2 separate regions of the Homo sapiens genome follow, and region 2 is linked to region 1. A link is a loop called in an ENCODE intact Hi-C map of the cell type or tissue named here. Cell type or tissue: dorsolateral prefrontal cortex. All regions are shown on one strand. Each heading gives the region's core, and the rest is flanking DNA. Links, peaks and the distances in the headings are about the cores only.

Evidence for each region. Hi-C counts contacts between places; a loop is a spot of excess contacts. Peaks named below come from ENCODE experiments on the same cell type or tissue, not always from the same donor. Only the 100,000 strongest peaks of a DNase experiment are listed, where the experiment ranks them.
Region 2: it touches region 1 in a loop (1.9-fold over the local background); 2 of 110 quality-filtered maps call a loop at or near these places.

Annotation. Positions count from the first base shown.
Region 1 is chr2:42,670,878-42,679,210 of GRCh38, reverse strand. The region is part of intron 8 of MTA3 (metastasis associated 1 family member 3); the gene reads right to left. Among named protein-coding and RNA genes, the nearest start is that of OXER1, 89 kb to the left of the region's middle. RefSeq lists an enhancer at 4,868-5,162 and a silencer at 4,868-5,162. In dorsolateral prefrontal cortex, for the core only: no CTCF peak of the experiment used is centred there; no DNase peak of the experiment used is centred there; H3K27ac peaks cover 438 bases.
Region 2 is chr2:42,766,186-42,774,518 of GRCh38, reverse strand. It overlaps HAAO (3-hydroxyanthranilate 3,4-dioxygenase), which reads left to right. Exons shown (of 10, transcript NM_012205.3): 5 at 3,937-4,026; 6 at 4,333-4,376; 7 at 4,661-4,806; 8 at 6,591-6,659; 9 at 6,842-6,924; 10 at 7,004-7,430. The coding sequence ends at 7,082. Among named protein-coding and RNA genes, the nearest start is that of OXER1, 6.2 kb to the right of the region's middle. RefSeq lists an enhancer at 6,196-7,101. In dorsolateral prefrontal cortex, for the core only: CTCF peaks have their summits at 3,567 and 3,771; a DNase peak (open chromatin) is centred at 3,818; H3K27ac peaks cover 1,234 bases.

The DNA.
Region 1 (8,333 bases), core at 82-8,081:
TTCTCTCAAAGTATTTTTCTAGCCTAGAATTCATTTTACCTTCATTATTCCTGTGAAGTAGGTAGGGCAAGTATGAGGGGAAGTTGGGTGCTGAATTTTTAGGTCAAAGACTGATAATAATACAAGGTATTTGCTCATTGTAGAACCTGGGGCACCAGATCAGTTAACTGCTCTGAGACTCACTTTCCTTGTTTGTTAAATGAGAAGAATATCCATGCTGCCTACCTCACAGGCTTGTGAGGGTCAAATGAGAATGTATGTGAAAGATCATTTCTTATTTGTATTTTTTTAAAATAGCTTTTAAGTGATCCCTCACTATCTGGTAGGAGACTGTAGGAGAGCTCAAATGTCAACTAACATCTATTAAAGTGAAAACATTATTAGCAAAAGTATGCATTAATATGTATGTATATGTATGTATACACACACACACAGTGATGCATTAACTAAGATAATGATAAGGGTATAGATTATGAATTTGTTCACCGAGTAACGGCAGTATTTAGAACATGTAAACATGTTTAGGTACAGTAAATAACTGCTTTAACAAGGGTTGACATCTCACTTAAAATCAATCATTGGGGCCAGGTGCGGTGGTTCACACCTGTAATCCCAGCACTTTGGGAGGCCAATGCAGGCGGATCACTTGAGGTCAGGAGTTTGAGACCAGCCTGGCCAATATGGTGAAACTCTGTCTCTACAAAAATTAGCTGGGTGTGGTGGCAGTCACCTGTAATCCCAGCTACTCAAGAGGCTGAGGCAGGAGAATCACTTGAACCCAGGAGGTGGAAGTAGCAGTGAGCCGAGATCACGCCACTGCACTCCAGCCTGGGCGGCAGAGTGAGGATCTGTCAAAAAAAATAAATAAATAAAAATAAAAATAAATCATTGGCTTTCACAAAACAGAAGTAGGGATTTCATGAACAATTTCCGAGTTATAATCATAACAAAGGCCACTGGCCATGTGTAGTCTTCTGTTGTATGTGTCACAACCATGGAACAATGACTTCCAACTTTGAAGTGAATTTCCTCTCACTCTTCTGCAGCAGAGGTTGAAAAAAAAAAACAAAACACAAGAATTGATCTTGGTTCTTCAGCTTTTGCTCTGCAAATTTCAGAATCAGCTAAATTCTGCAGCTAAGCTAACTAGACAGACTGTGTAGTTTAGCTGTAGTATGTACTTTTACACACTTCTACATCAACTCCATTGTACATACAATGTAGTATGTACCCCATTATTCATGATTTTACTTTCCAAGGTTTCAGTTACCCGTAGCCAACTGTGGTCTGAAAATAGATGAATATAGTACAGTAAGATATTTGTGTGTGTGAGAGAGACAGGGAGGGAGCGCACTGTATTAGTCTGTTTTCACACTGCTGATCAAGACAAACCTGAGACTGGGAAATTTACAAAAGAAAGAAGTTTATTGGACTTACAGTTCCACATGGCTGGGGAGGCCTCATAATCATGGTGGAAGGCAAGGAGGAGCAAGTCACGTCTTACATAGATGGCAGCAGGCAAAAAGCAAGAGGTTGTGCAGGGAACTCCCATTTTTAAAACCATCAGGACGAGGTACGGTGGCTCATACCCGTAATCTCAGTACTTTGGGAGGCTGAGGCAGGCGGACTGCCTGAGCTCAGGAGTTTGAGACCACCCCTGGACAACACGGCGAAAACCCATCTCTACTAAAATACAAAAAATCAGCCAGGCATGGTGGCACATGCCTGTAATCCCAGCTACTCAGTAGGCTGAGGCAGGAGAATCACTTGAACCCAGGAGGCGGAAGTTGCAGTGAGCCAAGATTGCGCCACTGCACTCCAGCCTGGGTGACAGAGCGAGACTCCATCTCAAAAAATAAAAAATAAAAAAAAAATAAATCAGATCTCATGAGACTTATTCACTATCACGAGAACAGCACAGGAAAGACCTGCCCCCATGATTCAATTATCTCCCCCGGTGGTCCCTCCCACAACACGTGGGAATTATTGAGTTACAGGATGAGATTTGGGTGGGGACACAGAGCCAAACCATATGAAGCACAGTCACATATCTTTTATAATGGTATATTCTTATAATTGTTCTATGATTATTCTTGTTGATCTCTTACTGTGCCTAATTTATAAATTAAACCTTATGTTAGGTATAGTGTAGAGAAAAAAAAGTCTGATTCAGTGCCATCCTCAGCTTCAGGCATCCACTGAGGGTGCTGAAATATATCTTCTCTTGGAAAAGAAAGACTACTGTAATTATTGTTTCTTAATAACTAACCTCATGAAAATGAAAAGAAAGATCAATAGCATTTAGGGACCTTTTCAGTTAATAATCCCATAAACAATTATTTTTTAAACCTTCTAAATTTACAATAAATGAAAAAACTAAAAGATTAAAAGATACTCAAAAATGCTAAAATTCCTCAAAATAAAAATAATTTATCTTTTTCTTTGGAGACAGGGTCTCACTCTGTTGCCCAGGTTGGAGTGCAGTGGCATGATCTCAGCTCACTGCAACATCTGCCTCCTGGGCTCAGATGATCCTCCCACCTCAGCCTCCCAAGTAACTGGGACTACAGGTGCATGCCACAATGCCCAGCTAATTTTTGTATTTTCAGTAGAGACAGGGTTTTGCCATGTTGCCCGGGCTGGTCTCCAACTCCTGGGCTCAAGCGATCTGCCTGTCTTGGCCTCCCAAAGTGCTGGGATTACAAGCATGAGCCACTGCATCTAGCCAAAAGAAATTTTTATAATTAACAGGGGCTCTGAAACCAGTCACAGAATTAAGTGCATTTTTCTCAGCTGATGCTACACCAACCACTCAAATCATGAATGGATTTTCAGTTTTGTGTTCATGTTAAATGAGTGAAACTGCTTTTCTTATGGATACTTTTTTAAATGATGATGGGCTGTTACCTAAAGGGCTTCAAAGAACTGAAGTAGTATCTTAGCCTTCATCAAGTGATTATGACAAAAAATGATTATATTCATTGTTTCAAAGGTTCTACTCTTTAGTGTTTAGTTTGTGTTCCTGAACACTGAAGGAACCATTTGCTTTCAGAGGAGGAGCTCCTGTACTGTCTCAAATCAAATGAGAAAGAATACATTGGAATTACTGTTCACCAGGAGATATGAAACCTCCAAAGCGCACATTTATACCAAAGACCAAAGGAGAGGAGAGTAAAGCTCAGAATGTGTAGAAAGTAAACACTCATCAGGTGTGTACACTGTGGAGTTACTAGGAAATAATTCCTTTGAAACTGACCAACTTCATAAAGGAAACCAGAGAATCATATTATGTGCCAGAAGTCCATATAAACCCCATCTTTCTGATACACACAGAAGTTTCTTTTGAATGGACTTTACGTAGTCTAATCTTACCCTTAAGAGCTTTACATGAATACAGTTTCTATAACAGAAGAGACAAAATCCAGTAGAGAAAATGTAGGGTAAATAAAGAAAATAAGCTAGGAAAAGACACAGTAACATAACACAGGACCAACGACTTGCGGTTTATCAGTAAGATAACACAAATTTGAAATGCCAGAGAAGTTTGAAAAAATGAACAACTAATTGATTGTTAGAGAAGGCAGAATAGTGATTTCCTAACTGGAGAGGAGCAGAAGGGAAGCTGTTGAGATACTGGTAATGTTCTTTACCATCTAGTGGTGGTTACACGAATATATACACAGGTAAAAATGTTTAAGCTGTGTAACAAACTGTAGGGCACTCTATATATGTTACCATATGTATACCTCAATTTAAAATAAGAAAAAGAATTTTGAGGCTGGGTGCGGTGGCTCACACCTGTTAATCCCTGCACTTTAGGAGGCCAACGCAGGCGGACCACGAGGTCAGGAGTTTAAGACCAGCCTGGCCAACAGAGTGAAAGCCCATCTCTACTAAAAATACAAAAATTAGCTGGGTGTGGTGGCATGCGCCTGTAGTCCCAGCTGCTCAGGAGGCTAAGGTAGGAGAATCGCTTGAACTCAGGAGGCGGCTGTTGCAGTGAGCAGAGACGTCACCATTGCACTCCAGCTGGGTGACAGAGTGAGACCTCGTCTCAAAAAAAAGAAAAAAGAAAAGAAATAGAAAAGGAATTTTGAAACTAAGCATTAAAAAGCTAAAAGTTGGCCAGGTACATTGGCTCAGGCATGTAATCCCAGAGCTTTTGAGAGGCCCTGGGAGGCCAAGGCAGGAGTTCGAGACCAGCCTCAGCATTAATTTTTTAATTTTAAAATTTAATTAATTAAAAAATTTTAATTAGCTGGGCACAGTGTTGAGTGCCTATATTAAAAAAAAAAGAAAGAAAGAAAACTAGGCCAGGCGCAGTAGCTCACGCCTCTAATCCCAGCACTTTGGGAGGCCGAGGCGGGCAGATCATCACGAGGTCAAGAGATCAAGACCATCCTGGCCAACATGGTGAAACCTCGCCTCTACTAAAAACACAAAAATTAGCCGGGCATGGTGGCACGCGCCTGTAGTCCCAGCTACTCGGGAGGCTGAGGCAGGAGAATCCCTTGAACTCAGGAAGTGTCAGTTGCAGTGAGCTGAGATCGGGCCACTGCACTCCAGCCTAGTGATGGAGTGAGACTCCGTCTCAAAAAAAAAAAAAAAAAAAAAGAAGAAGAAAACTAAACTAAAAGTCTTCCCTCCAGATTAAATACTTTGCAAAGATACCATGTTTTCAATAGAGATACCAATACACATTGCACGATCCATTCAAATCTAAATTGTAAAAATCTTAAGAACCCAGCACAAGCTGTTCTCTCTGCCAAAAAGCAGTGAAGGTGTTGTCACATTTCATCTCATTCATAACAGATGGAGATGACAAAAAGAAGTATTTTAGGAGAAAGACTGACAAGTAAATCTTGGCAATGGAATTCTCATCTTTTGTTAAGCAGAACCACACTATGGGTAGATTGGACTATTGTTCAGCAAATATTCATTCCCTCCCCCACACCTCCACAGGAGAGTATTCTTCCACTCCACTGATGTTGGGCTTGGCCATGTGACTTGCTTGGCAAATAGGATGTTAGGATATGTGACATAACTGAGCCTTGACAAGTGTTTGCACATTTGGCCTTGCCCTCTTGTGCTACTGAGTTTTGTCCATGGAGGATGAGAAATACATGGAGCAGATCTGGACCCAACCTATAGCTTGGCACCTACATCAGAGCCCAGTCTAGCTCAGCAGAATCCTAGACAATCTGCAGATGAGTGTATCAGAAATCAATGCTTGTTGTTATAAGCCACTGAAATTTGGGCAGTGTAATAGATGTGTTTTCCTCTTTGAGACTAAAGAACTTAATTCACCTAGTTGCCAGAAGTGTTGTGAATAAGACAGTCCTCAGCTGCTGATCTTTTTCGGAATTATTTCAATTCAAGAACAATTCATCGTGAAAGTCCACACACTCTTCCTGGAGCAACCTGCATCCAATAATGCAGGGCTGTAAAGGCCCAGCTTTTCACCCTGATTTGGGATGCCACAAATCAGCTGGAGTCAGCTGAGGCCTTCATTCGATTGTATCCACCTCCTCCCACTAGTCAATCCTGCCTCCTTGCCTTTTATTCCACAAGTGCTGATCCCAAGGGGAATCCCTAATAAATTTCCCACATAAAAACTGCTATCAGAATCTGCTTCCAGGGAACCCAACCTGTAAAATGCAGTATTATGACAACAGCTAACTGATACACATATACTATATTCAATACTAACTGCAAATGCTCTGCAACTGATGGCTACGTCCCAAAAAACTCATCATAGGTTGAAAATATCATAAGTCAAAAGTGCATTTAATACCCTGATAAACCCATTGTAAAAAACAAAACAAAGCAAAAATTGTTAAGTTGAACATCCTAAGTCGAGGGCCATCTGTACTGATTTGTTCAGTTACAATTTCACAAAAACTTCACATATATACCTCCTACAGGAATTACAGCATTCAGAATATCACATCTATTTAAAAATTAATAACCACATTCTTTTTTTCCAAGCAGAGGAAGATTATAATAAACTCTCATGAGTAAACCTCAAACTGATATGGACAAAGTTTTTCATATGCTGGTCTGGTGTGGTGGCTCACACCTGTAATCCCAGCACTTTGGGAGGTCAGAGGGGGGCGGGGGTGGATCACTTGAGGTCAGGAGTTCAAGCCCAGCCTGGTCAACATGGCAAAACACCATCTCTACTAAAAATACAAAAATTAGCTGGACATGATGGCGCGCACCTGTAATCCCAGCCACTTGGGAGGCTGAGGCAGGAGAATCGCGTGAACCCAGGAGGCAGAGGTAGCAGTGAGCTGAGATTGCACCATTGCACTCCAGCCTGGGTGACAGAGGCAGACTCCGTCTCAAAAAAAAAAAAAAAAAAGCTTTTTATACGTAAAAAAGTTTGCCATCTACTTTCAATTTTTGCTTTAATGCATAGATATAACAAAACCCCTCATCCAACAAACTTGCTAAGGCTTAGCTGGCATCCACTCAAATCAACCTAAAAGACACCCTGAGTCATGTTCTTGTGTGTACTCACACCTTTTGATTACTTTTTTTTTTTTTTTTTTTTTTTTTTTTTGGAGATGGAATCTTGCTCTGTGACCCGGGCTAGAGTTCAGTGGCACGATCTCGGCTCACCGCAATCTCCACCTCCCAGGCTCAAGAGATTCTCGTGCCTCAGCCTCCCAAGTAGCTGGGATTACAGGCGCCCACCACTACACTCAGCTAATTTTTTTGTATTTTTAGTAGAGATAGGGTTTCACCATGTTAGCCAGGCTGGTTTTGAACTCCTAGCCTCAAGTGATCCACCCGCCTCGGCCTCCCAGAGTGCTAGGATTACAGGCGTGAGCCACTGCACCTGGCCTATTTTTTTTTTTTTTTAATAGAGAGGAGGACTTACTATGTTGACTCAGGCTGGTCTCAAACTCCTGGTCTCAAGCTTTTAAGTGATCTTCCCACCTCAGCCTCCCATGTACCTGTGATTACAGGTGTACACCAACATACCTGGCTCTTTTTTATTATTATCACAAGAAAGCTACAGGGGACAATAGGTCACAGTGACCCCATGTCCCCAGATGTCATTTCCAAACTTACTATGAGCGTAATTAAAAGTTATTGCCACCTGGCTGTGATTCTTGGCACAAACCAGACAAATATGTGAAAACAACTGTGTGAAGACACTGGAGAACCAATACAGGCAAGGAGAGGTGATGATCCCTCTGAAAAGTGTAATAGTTGAGTTTCCACACTGATCTTGGCCTTTATCATGAGGGTATTTTCTAGACTGCTATAAGGTGAAATCGAGCCAAACAGCAAGTTTCCTTTTTTACTAGTCTGATGTGACAAGCATCAGACCTTGATGTTGCCAGAGTCAGTAAGGCCCAGGGAGCAAAATACTGGGGAGGATCCTATTCCAGGCCCTAACAGAAATCTCAAGACATGGAAACAATTGGTAGCACACATGTTCTCTGACCACATTCTCAAAGGCAATTAAAATAGGTAGATGAGCCACACTTCCTTCTAAATTAACTCACAAGTTAAATTAAAAATTATAAGGCAAATTAGTGAATATTTAGAACCAAATGATAATAAAAATACTACATACTAAAAGATATGTGCTACAGCCAAGGTGATAATTAGAGGGACATTCACAATCTTGTATGTTTATCATGAAAAGTAATTTTAAAAAGGTCTTAAAAAGGCTAGCAAAAGAATATTAGAGTAAACCTAAAGAAAAGCAGAAGAAAATAAGAGTAAAAATAAACAGAATATGTACCACTTTTTTTTAATTACCAAAATTAAGTTCCCATTCTTTTAGATAACTAATAAAGAAACCTCAGGCAAAACAATCAAGAAAAAAAGGTTATGTGATACATATAAACAATAACAAGAATGAAAATCTATTTGTAACTACAAATACGGCAAACTGTTTAAAAATACTGTAAAAATGTTAAATTTGAAAATTTTAGGGGGAAATATATAATCTCCTAGATGGACATAACTGACCAAAATGGACTTAAGTAGAACAAAAATTTATTCTAATTATAAATCAGATTATAACCATAACCCACACTGAAGGACATTCTACAAAATAAGTGGCCTGCACTCTTCAAAATACCATGGTCATAAAACACAAAGAAAGACTAACGAATCGTTCAGGAATGAAAGAGACTATGAAGATACAACAACTAAATGTCACAAGTGATTCACAAGGAAATCTTGGGCCAGAATTTTTTTTTTCTTTTGCCATAAAGAACATTACTGGGACAACTAACAAATCTGAATAAAGTCTCTAGATTAGACAACAGTACTGTAACAAGGTTAATTTCCTGAGTCCGATTATTATA
Region 2 (8,333 bases), core at 103-8,102, 95 kb before region 1:
CCTTGTTGGAAACAAGTAAAACTCCAAAAAAAAGGGAGTTGTACAGCAAAATAAACTTTAGATCTCAACCAAATTTGGGGAGATCAGGGATTCTCTAGAGGGGGTGCTCCCACACCTCAGCAAATTGTCCTATTGGTTTGAGCCATAAAGTTAGCTCACGCGGGTACCAAGCACCCTTAGGAGATTTGTCTAAGGTCAGGGGCACCTCCACTCAGAATGCCTCTGTGGTTATCAAAATGTCAACTCCAAAAATTTGAGACAGGTCTCAGTTAATTTAGCAAGTTTATTTTGCCAAGGTTGAGGATGCACGCTCGTGACACAGCCTCAGGAGGTCCTGTTGACGTGTGCCCAAGAGAGTCAGAGCACAGCTTGGTTTTATACATTTTAGGGGGACAAGAGACATCAATTAACATATGTAAGATGAACATTGGTTCAGTCTGGAAAGGCAGGACAACTCAAAGCAAAAGCAGGATGACTCAAAGCAGGGAGGGGGCTTCTAGGTCATAGGTAGAAAAGAGACAAATGGTTGCATTCTTTTGAGTTTCCGATTAGTCTCTCCAGAGGAGGCAATCAGATATGCATTTATCTCAGTGAGCAGAGGGGCACTTTGAATACAATGGGGGGCAGGTAGCCGGGCGCAGTGGCACACGCTTGTAATCCCAGCACTTCGGGAGGCCGAGGCGGGTGGATCACGAGGTCAGGAGATCGAGAGAGACCATCCTGGCTAACATGGTGAAACCCCATTTCTACTAAAAATACAAAAAATTAGTCGGGCGTGGTGGCGGGCGCCTGTATTCCCAGCTACTTGGGAGGCTGGGGCAGGAGAATGGCATGAACCCAGGAGACAGAGCTTGCAGTGAGCCAAGATCGCGCCAGTGCGCTCCAGCCTGGGTGACAGAGTGAGACTCCGTCTCAAAAAAAAAAAAAAAAAAAAATAGGGGGTAGGTTTGCCCTAAGCAGTTCTCAGCTTGACATTTCCCTTAATTTAGTGATTTCGGGGCCCAAGATATTTTCCTTTCACAAGGTCTTCTGGGAGGGGTGAGATGTGGAAAGCGGGCCAGAGGGGTTCCAAAGTCACACCCACCTCCCCCAGTGCAGCCAGAACTGCTGCTTCCCCCCAGAATTTAGAATCACGGCCAGTGCCTCCCTCGGCTTGTTTCTCTACCCCAGCTCATTCCACAACACACACTGACATCTGGATGGCACTTGCTATGTGCCAGATGCCTGGCTAAGGTCTTTGCATGTATTTATTCATTGAATCTTCCCAGCGATCCTATGGGGGAGGTGCTGTTATCATTACAAAGAAGTTAAAGTTGCTAAAGTGTTACTTGCTAGATCTGGCATTATAGAGAAATATGGAGTTAGGGCCAGGACAGTATAGAGAGGAGTGGGAGTCAACACCAAAGAGGGGAAGAAAATAGGCCCCGCTGTCAGCATTCTGATTCCATGGCCGGGGTTCTCATTTGGTTCTGATCAGTCACCCAATTCTTTTCCTCTGAAAGGAGGAAGCAACCTATTGCTCAGGGAAATAGATTTTCCAAAAGCTCAACAGTGTTTGGTTGGGTTTTTTTTTTTTTTTTTTTTTGATATGGGGGCTCACTCTATCTATCACCCACGCTGGAATGCAGTGGCGTGATCATTATTTGTTGTATTTTTTAACTAAAAAAAATTCAAGTTTCCCATCAGGTCACCAGGAACAGGATACTTTGGCCTACATCTTTTGTTATAATAGGCATTTTTAAAATACGTGTTGTTTTTCTGATTATCAAAGTCATACACATTCATTCTCAAAATCTGGAAAAGTACAGGAATGCAAAGTGAACAAAATTAAAATTACTTGTTACTAAAAGGATAAATTTGATGGTATGTGAATTATATCTCAAGAAAACAAAATAATAAAAAAGGGAAAACAAAAAAAATTGTCCTGTCACCAATGAAACCTAATGAAACCTAAACTTCCATCTTGTCTTATTTCTATGCTTACCTATATCTTTTTTTACTTAAAAGAAACTCATGAGTATTCTTTTTTTTTTTTTTTGAGATGGAGTCTTGCTCTGTCACCCAGGCTGGAGTGCAGTGGTACAATCTCGGCTCACTGCAACCTCTGCCTCCCGGGTTCAAGCAATCCTCCTGCCTCAGCCTCCTGAGTAGCTGGGATTACAGACATGCACCACCATGTCTGGCTAATTTTTGTATTTTTAGTAGAGACGAGGTTTCACCATGTTGGCCAGGCTGGTCTCGAACTGCCAACCTCAGGTGATCCACCCACCTCGGCCTCCCAAAGTGCTGGGATTACAGTTGTGAGCCACCACATTCGGCCGAGTATTTCTTACACTATTAAATCTTTTCAAAAAACACAATGGCTGCATAATCATTTACTGTGTAACAGTCTGTTGTAGAGACAGACACGTGGTCTTATCTTCTAGAAAAAATTTGTCACAAGGGACTTTAATATAGTGAGTCTGATGGAGAGGATGGTGTCCTCAATATCATTTTACAGCAAATTCAATAACACATTTCATCTGGCTGCTTTTGACCTTTAATAAAAGCCAGGGACTCAACATTAAAATGCCACTCCAAAGGCAGTTCCCGGAGGGCACTGCCATCCAGTTATGAAGCTTTCTGGTGGCCAGCTCCATCCCAGGATAGGATTTAGGCTGCCAAGTGGGTGGATGCACTGTGTGTCTGTAAAGCATCTCCCACCAGCGGGACCACATCTCTTTTAAGAGCAGACAGAGCTGGCCTGGGCCCAGGAGCTGGGCTTGGGCATTAGGCATTCAGTTAACAGGCGTTCCTGGCACCCACCATGTGCAGCACCCACAGGGGCCTGGGGCCCATCCCAGCCTGCCAGGTGCTCCTCAGGCCGGGGGAGGAGCTCACTGAGCCAGGCTGGGGGCTGGGGTGGGCTTTAGGGGTCTACTGAAGGCTATATGTACATGTACATGGGCCTTACCCCAGAAAAGAGGTCCAAAACTTTGCTCCAACTCTCAAAGGCAATCATGACCCTGAAAGAAGAAGAACCCCTAAACTGGGGGACATCTTCTGCGTGTTGGCTTCTTTTTTTTTTTTTTTTTACTTATTTATTTACTTTTGAGACAGAGTCTTGTTCTGTCACCCAGGCTGGAATGCGGCGGTGCAATCTTGGCTCACTGCAACCTCCGCTTCCCGGTTCAAGCAATTCTCCTGCCTCGGCCTCCCAAGTAGCTGGGATTACAGTCCCCTGCCAGCATGCCTGGCTATTTTTTTTCTATCTTTTGTTATGCCTGGCTATTTTTTGTATTTATTTATTATTATTATTATTTTTAGTAGAGACAGGGTTTCACCATGTTGGCCAGGCTGGTCTTGAACTCCTGACCTCAAGTAATCTACCCGTCTCAGCCTCCCAAAGTGCTGGGATTACAGGCGTGAGCCACTGCGCCCGGCCATGTTGGTTTCTTAAGTGTCCGTGCACTCAGGCCTAGAGCACTGCAGGCCAGCAGAGCGTCCAGCCACTGGCCCTGGTTTCAGGCTCAGCCTCAGCTTCCTCTTTGCGAAAAACAAAAGAACTGCGATTAGATGCTCTCTAAGTTTTTAAGATTGTCTTGAGACTGGCCTGCTTCCGCCACTTACAGGCTGTGTAATCCTTGGCAAATTGCTCAGCTTCTGTGAGTCTCAGAGTTCTATCTGCTTTGTCTAGTTTTGGGAACCAGTTTGGGTCTAGTTTTGGGAACCGGAGAGAGCCGTGTGAATTCTCGGGATAGTAGCCCTCTCAGGGGGCGCACGTGTGCTTCTGAAGAGCAAGGTGTTAAGTGACCAGTGACCACTAGGGTGTGTAACAGGGGTGAGCAGACAGCAGGGCTCTGCAGGGACTTCTACAAGCAGAGCCAGGCCTGAGTGGGGCTGCCCTGAAGCCACCCAGATGGGGACAGCAGGGTTGCCTGTCCTCTGCTCTGGCAGGTACTATGTGGGCGACACCATGGACGTTCTGTTTGAGAAGTGGTTCTACTGCAAGGACCTCGGCACGCAGTTGGCCCCCATCATCCAGGAGTGAGCCCCCAGCCCAGCCCCTGCCTCTTGCTTTCCTGGGGCTCTGCATCAGCACCTGATGCCCTGGGAGAAAGTCTCCCCTCCCAGGGTGGAGATCCTGGCCCAGAGAGCCCACTGCCAGGCCGGGGGGAGGGGGGAGCAGCAGCCCCGCTGGGAGGGAAAGGATGGCAGACACACAGCTGTGTGAGAGCCCCATGAGTGTGTGTGGGCACCTGCACCTGACCGTGAGTGTGGTGTATGTGTGTGTCGCTGGCCACTCCGATGGGAGTGCTCGCCACTCCTGCTCCTCCCTGTTCGTCCTTGCAGGTTCTTCAGCTCTGAGCAGTACAGAACAGGAAAGCCCATCCCTGGTGAGGCCGCTGGGAACTGCCCTTCTCCTTCCCTCCCTCCCCTTCCAAAATAGGATGGGTTTTGGTCCAGGGGACCGGGGAGTCTCTTTTTGAATACTCTGCCCAGTCCTCAAGGTACTAAGAAGATGGCAGCCAATGGTACCTCCCACATGGCTGCTTGATCATTGAGCTGGATACAGAGCCTGTTCTGGCAATTGAGACCTGGGGCCCCTGGGAACTGGGCCCACTGGGGCTGGGTGGGCTGGGTCCTGAGGACACCGACTATAGTCATGCTGTGGGTGCAGACCAGCTGCTCAAGGAGCCACCATTCCCTCTGAGCACACGATCCATCATGGAGCCCATGTCCCTGGATGCCTGGCTGGACAGCCACCACAGGGAGCTGCAGGCAGGCACACCACTCAGCCTGTTTGGGGACACCTATGAGACCCAGGTAATGTAGTCCTGGGGCATCCGGGGCATCCTCCCACAGCAGCCCTGGAAAATGGGAACCAGTCTCTCTCTCACTGCCTCTCTCTCTCTCTCTTTCACACACACACTCACACACACACACACACACACACACACACACACACATTTCAGAGGTTGTAGACATGAGCATAGGCCTTTGTGCTCCCTCCCTGACGCAGAAGGCGATGGCTCTGCTCCGAGTGAAGTCTGTGGAGGCTACATGGTCCCAAGCAATTTTATGATCTGAATTCACTTTCAGAGTTGGAGGTTCCCCCACTCACTGGCAGCTTCCTGAGGGTCTGCAGTTTTCCCCTCGCTAGGAATTCCTGAACCTTCAGCCAGTCACACCCTTGGAAGCCAAAAGGGAGAGAGTTGTTTGGGAGTGAGGGTTGGGTGGAGAGAGGGATTCAAACAAGGCTGACTTTCTTTCATTCCACATTTATTAAATGCCTGTTATGTTTCAGGCTTTAGTGGGAGAGTAGGATAGAGTTGCTACCTTAAAGAATGTATAGTTTGTTAAAGAGATGGACAAGTTAATCAACAATTGCCACAATCATGTGATAAAGTATCAGATAGAAAAGCTATAGGAAGCTATAGAAGGATAAAGGAGGAACCCACTCTGAAAGGGAAGTCAAGGAAGGCTTCCTGGAGGAGGTGACATGCACATTGCATTTTAAAGCTAGTGTAGGAGTTTGTAAAAGAAAGAAAGGGAGGTGGAGAGAGCATTCTAGGTGAGGGAGAAGCATGAGCATGAGCTGTTTCAGGCTTGAAACAGCCTGGCACTGGGAGCAGCCGAAGTTGGCCAGAGGCGGGGCTTGGGGGTGGGGGTACAAGTGTGACTGGTGGACTGTGGAGCAGCAGGCAGGGCCCAGGTCCTGGTAGGTCTGCTGGGCTAGGCAAGGTGGGAGGACTTGTCCTAAAGACAACAGCCCTCCACCAAAGTATTGAAGCAGGGGAGTGACAGGCCAGAGTGGTGTTTCTGTACCACGTGTGGGAACAAGGCTGGGAGGGCAAGAGTGGTGCAGGGAGACCTGTGTTCACTTGTGCTTTACGGCTTGCCACTGGCACATCCCATGGGCTTTGAATGAGTCAATCTGTGCAGGGATGCTCATGGCCACAGGCTTCCCGTAGAGGCCTGGCCTGCTGCTCTTGGGTACCAGGGACGTCCTGAGCTTACACAGGGCTGCGAGAACATGCGCACATGTCACAGCAGTACCACTCAGCCCTGCACCCCACCTCTGCAATACCCTGCTCTTACCTGCTTCAGTTTACATTAATGAATATGCACCCTCTCCAGGGCATCAGCAGCACGGCCCTGCACAGTAGCTGTGTGCTTCCAGGCTGGTGCATGTCAGAGAGCCCTCAGCCTCACCTTCCTTGTCCCCTCCTCCTCCTGAGGCCAGACTCATAACCTCTCTCAGAGAAAGGGAGGTGGCACCCTCTGGGAAGCTGATGGAAATGCGTCCCTCATGTGCCCTGGTGAGCATGCCTTCGCATGAGCACACATCAGAGGGACCACGGGTGCACTGCACGTGAAAGGCAGGCATGTGTGATCCCAAATACCTGTTGCAGCGGCGGGCACAGGGAGGCCTGCAGCCCAGGCAGCCCTCCTCTCCAAGTCCTGGTCTCTGCTCAGCACATGGTGATGGGGCTGTTTCATGGGCCCCAACCCTGCTCCAAGCAGGCCTGGTGTCTGGGGGCCAGGTTCAAGACCATCTCCCATGTGGGGCAAGAAGCACCAGAAGTTTCTGTTTCACCTCCCACCAGGTGATCGCCTATGGGCAAGGCAGCAGCGAAGGCCTGAGACAGAATGTGGACGTGTGGCTGTGGCAGCTGGCAAGTGGGGCCCAGGGACAGGGTTGCAGAACCCCCTGCCAGAGGGCATCAGCCCGCTCCTCGGCCCTGGGCTCCCACACGGGGCCCACTCTTGGGGCCTTGGGGCCCAGGCAGACTCAGACATTCACCCAGGTGATGAGGCCCAACAGTCTCCATTTGATTCTCCTGCTCCTCTTCTCCAGGAGGGCTCCTCGGTGGTGACAATGGGGGGACGGCGCCTGAGCCTGGCCCCTGATGACAGCCTCCTGGTGCTAGCTGGGACCTCGTGAGTACGCAGGGAGGGCTTTCCCTGGGATCCTCAGGGTCCAACTCTGTGTGATCCCTGCTCATCTGTGTGTCCACAGGTATGCCTGGGAGCGAACACAAGGCTCTGTGGCCCTGTCTGTGACCCAGGACCCTGCCTGCAAGAAGCCCCTGGGGTGACCCTCTTGCCATGGCCTGAAGCAGCCACAGGTGTGCCAAGCACCCTCGAGTGCCATCCCTGCCAAACAACTCTCCCAGCCCCCACTACCTCTCTGTGTACTGCCGCTGTGTCCCCCACAGACCTGCACATTGTTGTCACCCACCCTCCTGCCCTTCTCAGCCCAGATGCCATGCCCCTGGGCGGGCAGCAGCTCCCCATCTTCTCTGGCAGACTCAGCCCACTGCCTTGCCAGTCTTGCCAGGTGGTCTACCCCCGGCCCCGCTCCTGCCCATTCCTCTGTCCCTGCAGACTCAGTGCAGCACTTCCACACCAAGAAGGCCCTCAATAAAGGCTTCCTGAGGAACGCACACCTGGGGGTCTGCCGCAGGCAGTCATCACTGGCCTTCCCATGTGCCCCCCAGGACCATGTGGTGTGTCTGGGGCATCAGGGCACCAGGTGACCATGGACGTGTTGGAGGGTCTGTTATTGGGCATCCCTGTTTGTGGATGGGCATTCTTCACTGTGTGTGTGACTTGATCCACGCATGCTCCATGCCTGGTCCTGGGAGCACGGCTAATGTCATCTCTCCACTTCCTTCTCTGTTCTCATTTATTCTTTTTACTTTTTTTTTTTTTTTGAAACAGGATCTCACTGTCACCAAGGCTGGAGTGCAGTGGTGTGATCAGAGCTCACTGCAGCCTTGACCCTCCTGGCTCAAGTGATTCTCCCACCTCAGCCTTCTGAGTAGCTGGGACTACAGGCATGCACCACCACACCCTGTTAATTTTTTTTTTCTTTTTTGTAGAGATGGGGATTTCACCATGTTGCCCAGTCTGTCTTTTTACATAACTTTAAAACACTAGCATCTGTTGAGTTTTTTTCCAATAACAGAAGTCATCTGTGCTAACTATAGAAAACCCAGAAATACACAAAATCCCCCACCCAGAGCTAACCACTGTTAATACCTAAAGACTATGATCAGCCTGGAGAGGGGCATGAAGTTGTACCAGGAGCTCAGCAGTGTTGGTGGGGGTGTCTGGCCTTGTGTCCCCTTCCCTCCCCTGTCATGCACAGGTGCCCTGTTCAAAGACTCCAGAGGGACCCCTGAGCCTGCTATGGGTGTCTAGGGATGCTGGAGGCCTCAGAGGCACCAGTGGGAAGAGACAAGAATGTGGAACCTGCAGCGGGCGCAGCTCAGTTTCCTGGGACTTCCGTGAGAAGTCAATGAGGGCATGCACATGAGAGTGACAGATCTGGACAGAACAGGTCC